Linked DNA regions of Homo sapiens: region 2 is linked to region 1. A link is an interaction called in ENCODE POLR2A ChIA-PET data of the cell type or tissue named here. Cell type or tissue: IMR-90. All regions are shown on one strand. Links, peaks and the distances in the headings refer to the core of each region. The heading gives the core; the rest is flanking DNA.

Region 1 (5,386 bases), core at 309-5,308:
TTCCAGAAATGAAGTCTTCAATGGAGTCAGTTTACTGGATAAATGTTCTAATCTTTTGAGAAGTCCTAGATTTATGGCCTCAAAACTAACTATATATACACAAGAAAAGTTCAGCCTCTATTACCCAACATCAAAGAGAGGATAATGCTAGTCACACATGAACCCTAAGATTACAGGATTGTTCTAAGAAAGACCTTCTGCATAAGCAAAGGTTTATGTTTCTAATAGATCACAAAATATGAGACACTTTCAGATCAAAGACTACTGTTTAGACTAAGTCCCAACAGGGCTTTCATTTTGTCATGTTAATAAGGATTATATTAAACAAATTAGTAAAGTCTGAAACTATACTTCAAAGGCTAAATCTTATGTTCTAAATTCAGGATGAAAACAGTACAGGTTTTAAATTAAGCGCTGTAACTAACTGAAAGATAATTTAGCAATTAAGATGGGTAGAAAGTATTTTAAAAGACATGAAAAGGAGTAACTCCTAGTAGCAGCTGTGACACCCTGATGCACAATATAGCTCCCAAGTATCCCATCTTTATACTCCATTAACTTAAATGAAACTATAGCATATCACTGACCTGGCCTCAGAATAAGGGAGATAGGAAATAAGGGCTCATAAAGTGGCTCTACTACTTACCAGAGTAACAGAGCAGAACTGCTGCAGTAGTGATCCCTCTCAACTCTGGATCTGTGAGTTGGTTGCCATGCCACACTCCTGCTTGATTCTCACTTCCCAGGTTGACACCTTGACCTCTCACACTGTGCTGTTTCATGATGACCGTATTACATTCTGACTGCCATCATCACAATTCTGTGGTCTAATCTGATTCATTTGTGTTTAGGTATGGTATTCCACACCATAAAATCTGTTCTCCTGACATCATCAACTACCTGCCCTCTTCTTTCTCCACAGTGAAGAAGAGTAAAAAAGTATTCCTACTCAATCAGTACTTTGGGCCTCCTAATCCCCATCCTCTGAAAGGAGGAAGGTCAGTGGGAAAATGGTTCTCACTGGAAATAAATAACAACAGTTGGTTTGGAATACCATGAATTATAATTCTGTAAAAACTCAGACATGCTGATCTTCTAACTTCTAAACTAGGTTATTTCACAATAATTAGCTTCTATCCCCAGTAAGGAATTAGTGCATAAAGCAACTAAAAATTTATTTCTATACAATTTTTTTTTTTTTTTTTGAGACAGAGTCTCACTCTGTCGCCCAGGCTGGAGTGCAGTGGCACAATCTCGGCTCACTGCAACCTCCGCCTCCTGGGTTCAGGCAATTCTCCTGCCACAGCCTCCCGAGTAGCGGGGATTACAGGCGTGCACATGCCACCACGCCCAGCTAATTTTGTATTTTTAGTAGAGATGGGATTTCTCCATATTGGTCAGGCTGGTCTCAAACTCCTGACCTCAAGTGATCCACCCACATCGGCCTCACAAAGTGCTGGGATTACAGGCATGAGCCACCATGCCCAGCATTTCTAAATAATTTTGTGGAATGTAAGACATGTAAATATAAAGAAGACCAAAAATTAGAAGAGGTCAGAGTAATGAAATTTCATTGGAAACCTTTCCTCAATGAATACACAGTCATTGCAAAAACAACACCTCAACCTTTACTGAAAGTGAAAGTTAGCAAAAACTAGTGAATCAATTCCATCCTGCTATTAAAAAGGCCAGATTCATTGTCAAAGGGATAAATTCTGGGTCTTACATTCTTTTTCCACCATCTGCTCTTTTTTAAATAACTTTTTCCTAAATATGGTAGATCATGGCTCCCCTTAACTTTCAACCGACAAAGCAGCCATACCTACCTCTTTCTAAGATGAAATTGTGACACTGATCTCACAGGTGCCTATGCCATGTAAACAGCAGGAATGTCACCTTGGGTAGGCCCAGGGTATGGAACGTAATAGAGAGCCCTGTGTATAGGACAGGGTCACTCCTTAGCTGATACTTCTAAGGACCCATCACAGGCAAGTGGAATTTCTCTATCCTGACTTCATTCCCAGGTCAATGCTGACATATAGAGTTCTAAATCTAGATAATTTGTAATTAGTGAAGTTGAAAATATACCATAATTTCAGCAAAAAAAAAGGGGTCTTGTACTAGATAGTACTAATGGGTTAAGCGAGTTAAATTAATTAGGCTTTTAAGGATCTCAGCCTTATTTCTTCTATCACTCATTCCTTATCTTCAAACTGAGTCTTTGGTGGATGTAATATAATCTCATCTTAGGTATATATGAGCACAGAACGGCCATTAAAATCCATCACAGACCAAAAGAAGAGACTGATTTTAGGTCAGTCCTTTTTCATTTTGTAACAACAGTAATTCTACTTATAGAAAACAGACTCTCAAATCTCAAAAGTTTAAAGTTTCATTAGAAAAATCATAAAAATAAGAAAAGTATTCATCAAGAATGATAATAGTATAATTTCATTATCAAATTCATTTAAAACATGAATTACAGTACAGCAAGAGAAGTGACAGCATAAAGTCTTATATAATTTTAAAAACAAACATCACACCATATGGTTTTAATAAAAGGCAATTGCAGTTCCAATTTCCAAGCTGTATCCTTAAGTTGAGGGTTTTCCGTAGTTGGTTTTACATTAAACTATCTCCATAACAAGTTTAAAGGTGTATGTCATTTCATCACCAAGTATTTTAGTCCCAAAATGTATAAACCAAGCATCTGATAATGAGGTATCTTGTCGCTGCCTCTCTTTTATTTGAGGAATATAAAATTTAAGGTCAATCCAAGTTCAAGTCCACACCACAGTGCTATCTAGCACATGAATATTTGTCCTCCTTTGCTTCTTAGGAAGCGTGATTAGGAGTCATAGCCACAAAATTGAGATTATGATGATAAACTTTTTTTTTTTTTTTAAGTCTGCCTGCTAAGTTCTATCTCTTCTTTCACCCACCCCTGGAATCTCCACCTCCCCTATCAAATTTAGATTTGGGAAGAGTTTTTGTTCAAAGTCTCTTAATTTCTTCAGTATTCAAATTATATCTGAGTTTATTTAAAACTTAAAAAAAAAGAAGAAAAAAGCTTACCTCTTTTTATTGTTTCATCAAGAAAATGTTAAAACCCTGACAAAAGCTTACCATCTTTTCCAACTCTATTCTATCAAGGCCCTGTCAGCACTAGCATGATACCACAGACTGGATCTTTTTCCATTATTTATTCCCAAAAATTAGCAAAATCCTTTGTAATTAGCTGAAGTCTATCAGAATAAATTCAGTCTCTGAAGATGAAGCTACTTGAGTTGTTCCATTCTGTTCACGCACATAACAAAAGGCAGAATCATTCATTTATCCTGAAAAAAACCAGACAGTGTGTGTGACAACTGCAAGCAAGGCTCGCTAAGACATTCTTGCAGCTCAGAGAAATTAAAGCAAAGTGCAAGCTGGAAGTGAGTTCTAAAGTTAAGTCTCCCACTTGAAATTTAATTACAATAAAGAAGGTTAGAGGAGGATGAATAGGTTCAATGTCTTCAACAATTATCGAGGTGGAAAGCCACCTCTGTGTGCTCCTCCACGGCCCCCTCTAAAGCCACCTCTTTCTCCTCGGAAGTTAGATCTATTTCTTTCTCGTCCACGGCCAGCAGAAGTTCCACCTCTTCCTCCACCTCTGGGAGCTCCACCTCCTCGGTCAGATTTAGATTTGGGAGGAGGCGATTTTGGTCGAAGTCTCTCAATTTCTTCTGTACAACCAGTCAAGTAGGAATTAGGAGCACTGAAATAGGATGCATATGTTTCTGCATTGTAGTTGCTATTTGTAAGCGTTGGTCCAACTGTGAGCCAGCCTGAAATGGAGGAAAAAAAGATTATACTTTTTATTTGCAATTCTCTCTTATTAATTCTTTAGAAGCTAGTTCAAATCCCCAATGCATTCTTAAAGATGTCCCCATCATTCATCCAATACTGATCTCTTTTACAGAATGGCACTTAATTGTGGTCATGTTTTAAAGATTTCACAGGTATATATCTTGTTTCTCCTCCTAGATTGTAACTTTTGTAATATATCCTCCTCATCCACGTACTATCTTTTGTGAGAATAGAACTTAGAGAAAAAAAATCCCATACATTACACTGAGTTTGGGTTTAGTGAAACTGTAATAAATTATATATAATCTTCCTATTTATGTAAATGGTGCCATTTTCTGATTAAAATCTTGGAACCAACTTTTGCTCTACACTTGCTAACTAGAAAATATTCTCAGTTGATAGGTCTGAGAAATTCAACCACTACCATGTTACTCCCACTCATTCCTATCTTTCCATTTCTGCTGCCACCCTCAAATTTAAGCCTTTATTTTTTTTTACAAGGTCAATACCCTACCATATAACACATGTGTAACAGACACACATATATACTGTAATGATCTCCCAACCTATAGCTTCTCCTCCCTCTAAAAGTGGAAAGCCTAAAGCAAAGCTTAAAACATGTCACTTCTCTGCTCAAAAACCTTCCAACTGTTTCCACAAAGCCCAAATTCATAAATATAAAATCTAAGATCTTTTACAATGATGGCTGAATGAACTTTCCAATAACATTTCTCATTAATGCTTTTCATGAACCTCTAAGGAAAACAATGAACTACTATAGTAACTGCTTCTATACTAACCCCGATTTTTGTGCCCATATTATTTTCTTTTCTATCCTGTCAACCTGTTAAAAATCCCACCCTTCAACATCCAATTCAAATATATTTCTTACATGAAATGAAAATTATTTCTTCTTTCTCAGAATTTCCACTGCACATTATACTTCTGTAGGTAAACAGCTATTTTGCCAATTATATTGCTAGACAACTTTTCTTGTAATAAGGATATTTTCTGATTGATTAAACTGTCTTTAGAATGGAAGGAACTACAAATACCCAATACAGACACGGTGCTCTGGGGTTCTTTGGGTGTGGTGACTCTTACAGACATGCCCTTTGTAGGGGACCCTGAAAATATGCCTCTGGAGCATTATAAGAGACACAGCATTATTTGGGACAGGTCCAATTATCTGTAAGAATTAGGTTATTTATCTGCAAAGTTAGGTTTATAATATATCTGCCCCATCATCCTTAGGTTATTTCTTAGAAAAGTAGATGCATCATAAAAAGCTATAAAATGAAAAATATTTCACTAGGATCACATTCTAAAATACAGTAGCCATTTCTGTACAATACTTAGTTCATTGTTTTTTAAAACATTTTTAGTTTCTAAAAGTGCATGAATACAGTAAGATTTGTAATAGTTGAAGAAAAAAAGGTTAATTATACTGTGTCTTTTATGTATTACCTGGCAGATACCATGATCAAGAGCACATTCCACACCTATGGGCTCTCACTGACTATTAAACCTATGAGAT
Region 2 (5,386 bases), core at 304-5,303, 130 kb before region 1:
ACATAATAGTAAAAAAATAGGTTAAAAAAGACAGGACCTATACCTTAAAAAACAAAAACACCTAACTTATTGAAGGGCCCAAAGGCAAAAAAAACAAAAAACAACAACAAAAAAAAAACCAGGTTATGTTCTGGGTCTAGAAATCTTAATATCACAAATACATCAAGCCTCTATAAAAAATCATAAATTCAATAAAAAAAGTTAACAACTTTATTGAAATCTACTAAAATACAATTAACTGTACATATTTAAAATATACAATTTGATACATTTTGATATATGTATATATACATATACACACCTGTAAAACCAATCTAGATAATGAACATATCCATCACCCCAAAGTATCCCCTTCTTCTTTATAGTGCCCCTCACCCACCTCTCTCTGCCCTCTCCTCAGTTCCATGTTCCATGCAACTACTGATCTACCTTATGTCACTATAGATCAGTTTGCATTTTCTTGAAATTTATGTAAATAAAATCATATATTCTTTGTATGTCTGGCTTCTTTCATTCAACATTATTGTGAGATTTATTTATTTGCTGCATGTACCAGTAGTTCATTTCTTTTCGTTGCTGAATATTCCTTTGTCAGGATATACCACAATTTGTTTATTCACCTGTTCATAGACATTAGGGTTAATTTCAGTTTTTGGTTATTATAAATAAAGCTATTGTAACCATTTGTATATGAATCTACTTATGAACATAAACTTTTTTTTTTTTAGATGGAGTCTCACTCACTCTGTTGCCTAGGCAAGAGTGCAATGTGCAATCTCGGCTCACTGCAACCTCCACCTCTTGGATTCAAGTGATTCTCCTGCCTCAGCCTCCTGAGTAGCTGGGATTACAGGTGTGCACCACCACGGCTAGCTAATTTTTGTATTTTTAGTAGAGACGAGGTTTCACCACATTGGCCAGGCTGGTCTCGAACTTCTGACCTCAGGTGATCCGCCCACCTCGGCCTCCCAAAGTGCTAGGATTACAGGCATGAGCCCCCACGCTTGGCCTATTTATGGACATATGCTTTTGATCCTCTTGGAACTTAGAAGTATCCAGGAAAAAAGGAGAAAGTCTTTGTGATGTGATCTTGATTTTAGAGTTCTAGATTTTTCATTTAGGTCTGTACTTTATTTTGAATTAATTCTGTTATATGGTGCAAGGTAGGGATTGAGATTCTTTTTTTTTTTTTTTGCCTGTGTATACCTAATTGTTCCAGCACAATTTGTTAAAGAGACAAGAAAAGTCTGTTTATACCTGTGCCAAAAATCAATTTATATATATGTGGATCTATTTCTATAATGCTAATCTGTTTTCTTAATATTTTTATCTTGATGGCAATACTATATTGATTTGACTTTCATAGCTTTTCTTTATAGTAGTCACCAGAACAAATGTTAACTCTTCTCTTGCATTAATTGAGAAAAATTTCAACCTGGAAACAAATCTTGAAAACTGAAATCTAAAAAGTGTGTTCTCAGAAGTCAATATGATACTATCTGCTAGTGATATATATATATACGATGGGACAAGGTCCTGTCTGTTCACTGAATTCAGTCCCCACTTCAGGGTGACACAGTGGTTTCTGAAGGTTCTCCAGGGACTGAATTGTGGCTATTTCTGAGTGCAATCCTCAGATTTGTCCACTCTAGCCAGATCTTGCCACCATGCTCTGCCATCTGCATCTCCTCCACTCCTCAGGTCTAAAACGAGAGAGAACCCTGCCCCTCGGGATCAAAGAGTTGCTCTTGATTCTTGTTAGTGGTGATGGAACTCAGAACTGCCCCAGTGGGGCTGAAGGGCGCTGACACATGGGGCTGGCCTAGAAATGGGCTCCCAGCCTCACTGCTGCCGCAAACACAAGCACTGGCTTGTGACCTGTCTTCCTGTGGCTGAGATTAACTCTTGAGATGTAACTCTCTCAAGTGGCACAGTTGCAGACTTCTCAGTATCTCTCAGTCTAGACTCAACGTTTAGACCTTGGAGGAAGAGGAAGGGGAGCCTCTCCTTTCTCAATCCGAAAAGTCACCTTCATTCTTGGCCAGTGAAACAGTATCCATTGTGATTAACAATGGGAACATCAGCTCTTTTCAAAAGAAAACTCCACACTTAAACATCGGGGTGTGTTTTTACTGAACAACTCCATTAAAACAATAAAGTCACCAAACAGTCTATGTTTTCCCCTCTTTGTGGCTAATTCAGTTTTATCCATAGTCCTCTTCTTACTCTAGTAGATTATGATGTGTTATTGGATTGTTTCTTGTGGTAGATGCTCTCTGACTGGTACAATTTACAAGTATCTCTCTTAATTTTTAAAATATATTAATTTTTAAAATATGCTAATTTGCTGTAAAAGATTCTTCCCCCACCCCAAGTCAGTGGCTCAAACTCCATAGAGTTTCTTTTTCTCTCATATACCAGCTCAGAGGTAGACACAGGGTTCAAGAGGGGTAGGTGGCCCTGGTTATGAAGACAACCAGAGACCAGGGTTCATTATTTCTTGCCATCAACCCTAGAGCATTATCCTCACCTGGAGGGTTAATTTGGCTTTACTACTACCATGTCTTCATTCTAGCTTGCAGAAAATGAAAGACTCAGGAAGCGACTTTTAAAGATGAGACAAATAAGTTGCACATATTATGTCCACTGTGCTCTGTGAGCCATAAAGCTACAACCAGCTACAGGGGAGGCCGGACATCCACACACCAGCCACACACTCAGAATAATGGATATTCCAGAAAAATGTCCAGTCTCTGCCACATATACAATATTCCAAAATCCAAATTTCTGATATTTCTTATTTATGCAACAATACAGTATTGCATTATTTTCTAGGTAATCACATAAGTAGATTTGAGGAAAAAAATCGAAGGAACATCATTTCTTCCTACTAATGATCACATATTCAGGCACTGACTTCAATTAGATTGTTAGTACGGTTTTTACCTCTTCCTGTTATTATGATGAGTCAGGGGCTTTTAATTTCTCAGTTCAATACTACTAGCTTACTTGTCTCCTTAGATCACTCAAGAAAATCAGTGCAATGAAAACATTGAATCACATCTTACTCACTTCATCAATTGGAAAATCTTTCAAGTCACCAGGAATGTGGTGGGAGTGAGGGGTGAGTATGAATACAGAACTGTGGTCGTGCAGCAGTCAGAATTCAATTTTCTACCTGCTTTTATAGTGCAGGAGGCTCCAAAACACTTGCTGTTCTCAAATCTTGGCCATGACCAAGAAAACCTGTGTGAAAGCAAACGATTACAGAATACATTTCTGAGGCCTGAAATCTCACTGCGACTGTAAAAATAAATATTGTTCTGAACACCTGCCTCCCATATCAGTAAAAAAAATTGGAAAGTGAGTCAAATCATGTCATTCCTCAGTTCAAAACCTGTAAGGACTCCTTTTTCATTCAAATTAAAAACCAAACTTTAAAATAGCCTAAGGATCCTATACTATCTGCCTACCCCCTAACCTCTAGGCCCTCCTCTCCTACAACCTTCCCCTCATTTCCTCTGCTCCAGACTCTGTGGCATCCTTCTACTCCTGAAACATGCCAGACACCTACTTCCTGACATAGGAACTTTTGGGGGCTCTCTCTTCTGCCTGAATTCCCTTCCCCGCCCCAGATGATCTGCATTGCTAACTCCTTTACCTCCTCCAAAGCTTTGTTCAAATCTCACCTTCTCCATGAGGCTGTCAGGCCAGGTCAGATGAAAAGCAGACAACAACATGGAATGAGATACGTAAGAGATTTATTGAGAGGAACACCTATAAGAACTGATGAGCTAGGAAGCAAGAGGAGGAGAGAGAGACTTCTGGTGCGTGCAGATCTGACACCTGTGAAAAAGAGAGGGCAGGAAGGAGGATGAGGTAGGATGAACCTCAGATTGCAGTGCAGCTCTGAGAAAGTCTTGGCCAGGGCAAAGAGAACCCCAGAGAAAAGATATCCCTCTAGAGGTGTCCCATGTTAGGAAAAATGCTGACTTCATTAACCCCACCAAGTGCAGTCTTTGGCTAGGGGCTGCTGAGAGAGTGGCTTTGGGCTAAGTGCCTTAGCAGCTCCAAAGGGGTAGAAGCTGAAGGTTGTCAGCCACTTATATTCCTCAGAGCAGGTTATATTGAAAGGAGAGCTGAGTGGCACTACTTCCTGGCCCCAAGAGCCCTGCCTACCTACCCCGTATAATACTGCTGATCACCAGCTCAGCATTCCCAGTGCTTTTTACCCTGGTCTACTTTTACTTTGTTCCATAACCCTTTTTACTCCATGACAATGAGAGAAATATAATATTCCTAATTTACAGTGAGTAAACCAAGGTTTAGTAAACTTAGAACATGCATCTATTCTAGGTTCCCAGGGGTTTCATCCTTTGACTTTACTCATATGGCTTCAACTGTCACTTACATGTTGTTAATAATGATTGGGATGATGATGCTACAATGGTAACGTTATTGATCAGTTGTTATGTGCCAAACATTGTGCTGAGTGATTTACTTGTATTATCTCATTTAATCCCCACAACGACCTTTGAGATTATTATTATTATTCCTTCAATTTTTAAAGATAAAAATACTGAGGTTTAGGGAGGGTACACACAGCTTATAAAGGACAGAACCAGAAGTCATGACTTGGTCTGACTGCAGAGCCTGATTGATCTCTTGCCTGCCAGATTGATTTTTAAATTTTCATTGCTGGCTGCCTTATACTACCTCCAGTTCAGATTTGTCTCCTAGCTGCAGACACACGTATCTCACAGGTGACTGGACACTTCCACGTAGATGTCCCACAGATAGCTCAAAATGAACTTCTCCAAAACTGAACCCATCCCCTCCCCATATCGGCTCTCGTTTTTGTTTCCCTCACCCCTTATATAGCTCTACCATTCATCCACTAATTCTCACAGATCAAAAATCTGAGTGTTTGTCTGTATTCTGCCTCACTTTCCTGATTTCTGTACCCAGTCCCATTGATACGCCTTCTAAACCTCTTTCCCACCTGTCTGTCCTCTCCACCCACATCTCCACTGCCTTTGCTTAGGCCACCATATTCTCATCTGGATTATTGCTGACAGTGTCCTAACTCTTCTTTACCCCACCAGTCTTGCCTTTTCCTCTCTTCCACTCTTTCACTAACTCCAGACTGATCTTTCTGGAAAGAAAAAAACAATCCACTGTGTCATTCCCATGCTTAAATTGTTCCATTGCCTTTCCAGTGCCTTTGAGGGATCCATGAGCTACCCTAGCCTACCTGCCTAATCTCGTTTGCTTTAGAAACCCATGTCCAAGCTGTACAGGACTTATAGCCCCTCTGAATGCCCTATGTTCCTCATCTTCCTCAACTCATTCATGCTATTCCCTGCTGCCCTTCAGCCTTTTTTTT

Evidence for each region. Peaks named below come from ENCODE experiments on the same cell type or tissue, not always from the same donor. Only the 100,000 strongest peaks of a DNase experiment are listed, where the experiment ranks them.
Region 2: POLR2A ChIA-PET joins it to region 1 with 9 read pairs; 3 of 35 experiments call an interaction of 5 or more read pairs at or near these places.

Annotation. Positions count from the first base shown.
Region 1 is chr4:118,708,439-118,713,824 of GRCh38, reverse strand. It overlaps METTL14 (methyltransferase 14, N6-adenosine-methyltransferase non-catalytic subunit), which reads right to left. Exons shown (of 11, transcript NM_020961.4): 11 at 1-3,827. The coding sequence ends at 3,523. Among named protein-coding and RNA genes, the nearest start is that of METTL14, 26 kb to the right of the region's middle. In IMR-90, for the core only: no CTCF peak of the experiment used is centred there; a DNase peak (open chromatin) is centred at 784.
Region 2 is chr4:118,839,913-118,845,298 of GRCh38, reverse strand. No RefSeq gene overlaps it. Among named protein-coding and RNA genes, the nearest start is that of SEC24D, 6.5 kb to the right of the region's middle. In IMR-90, for the core only: no CTCF peak of the experiment used is centred there; a DNase peak (open chromatin) is centred at 3,038.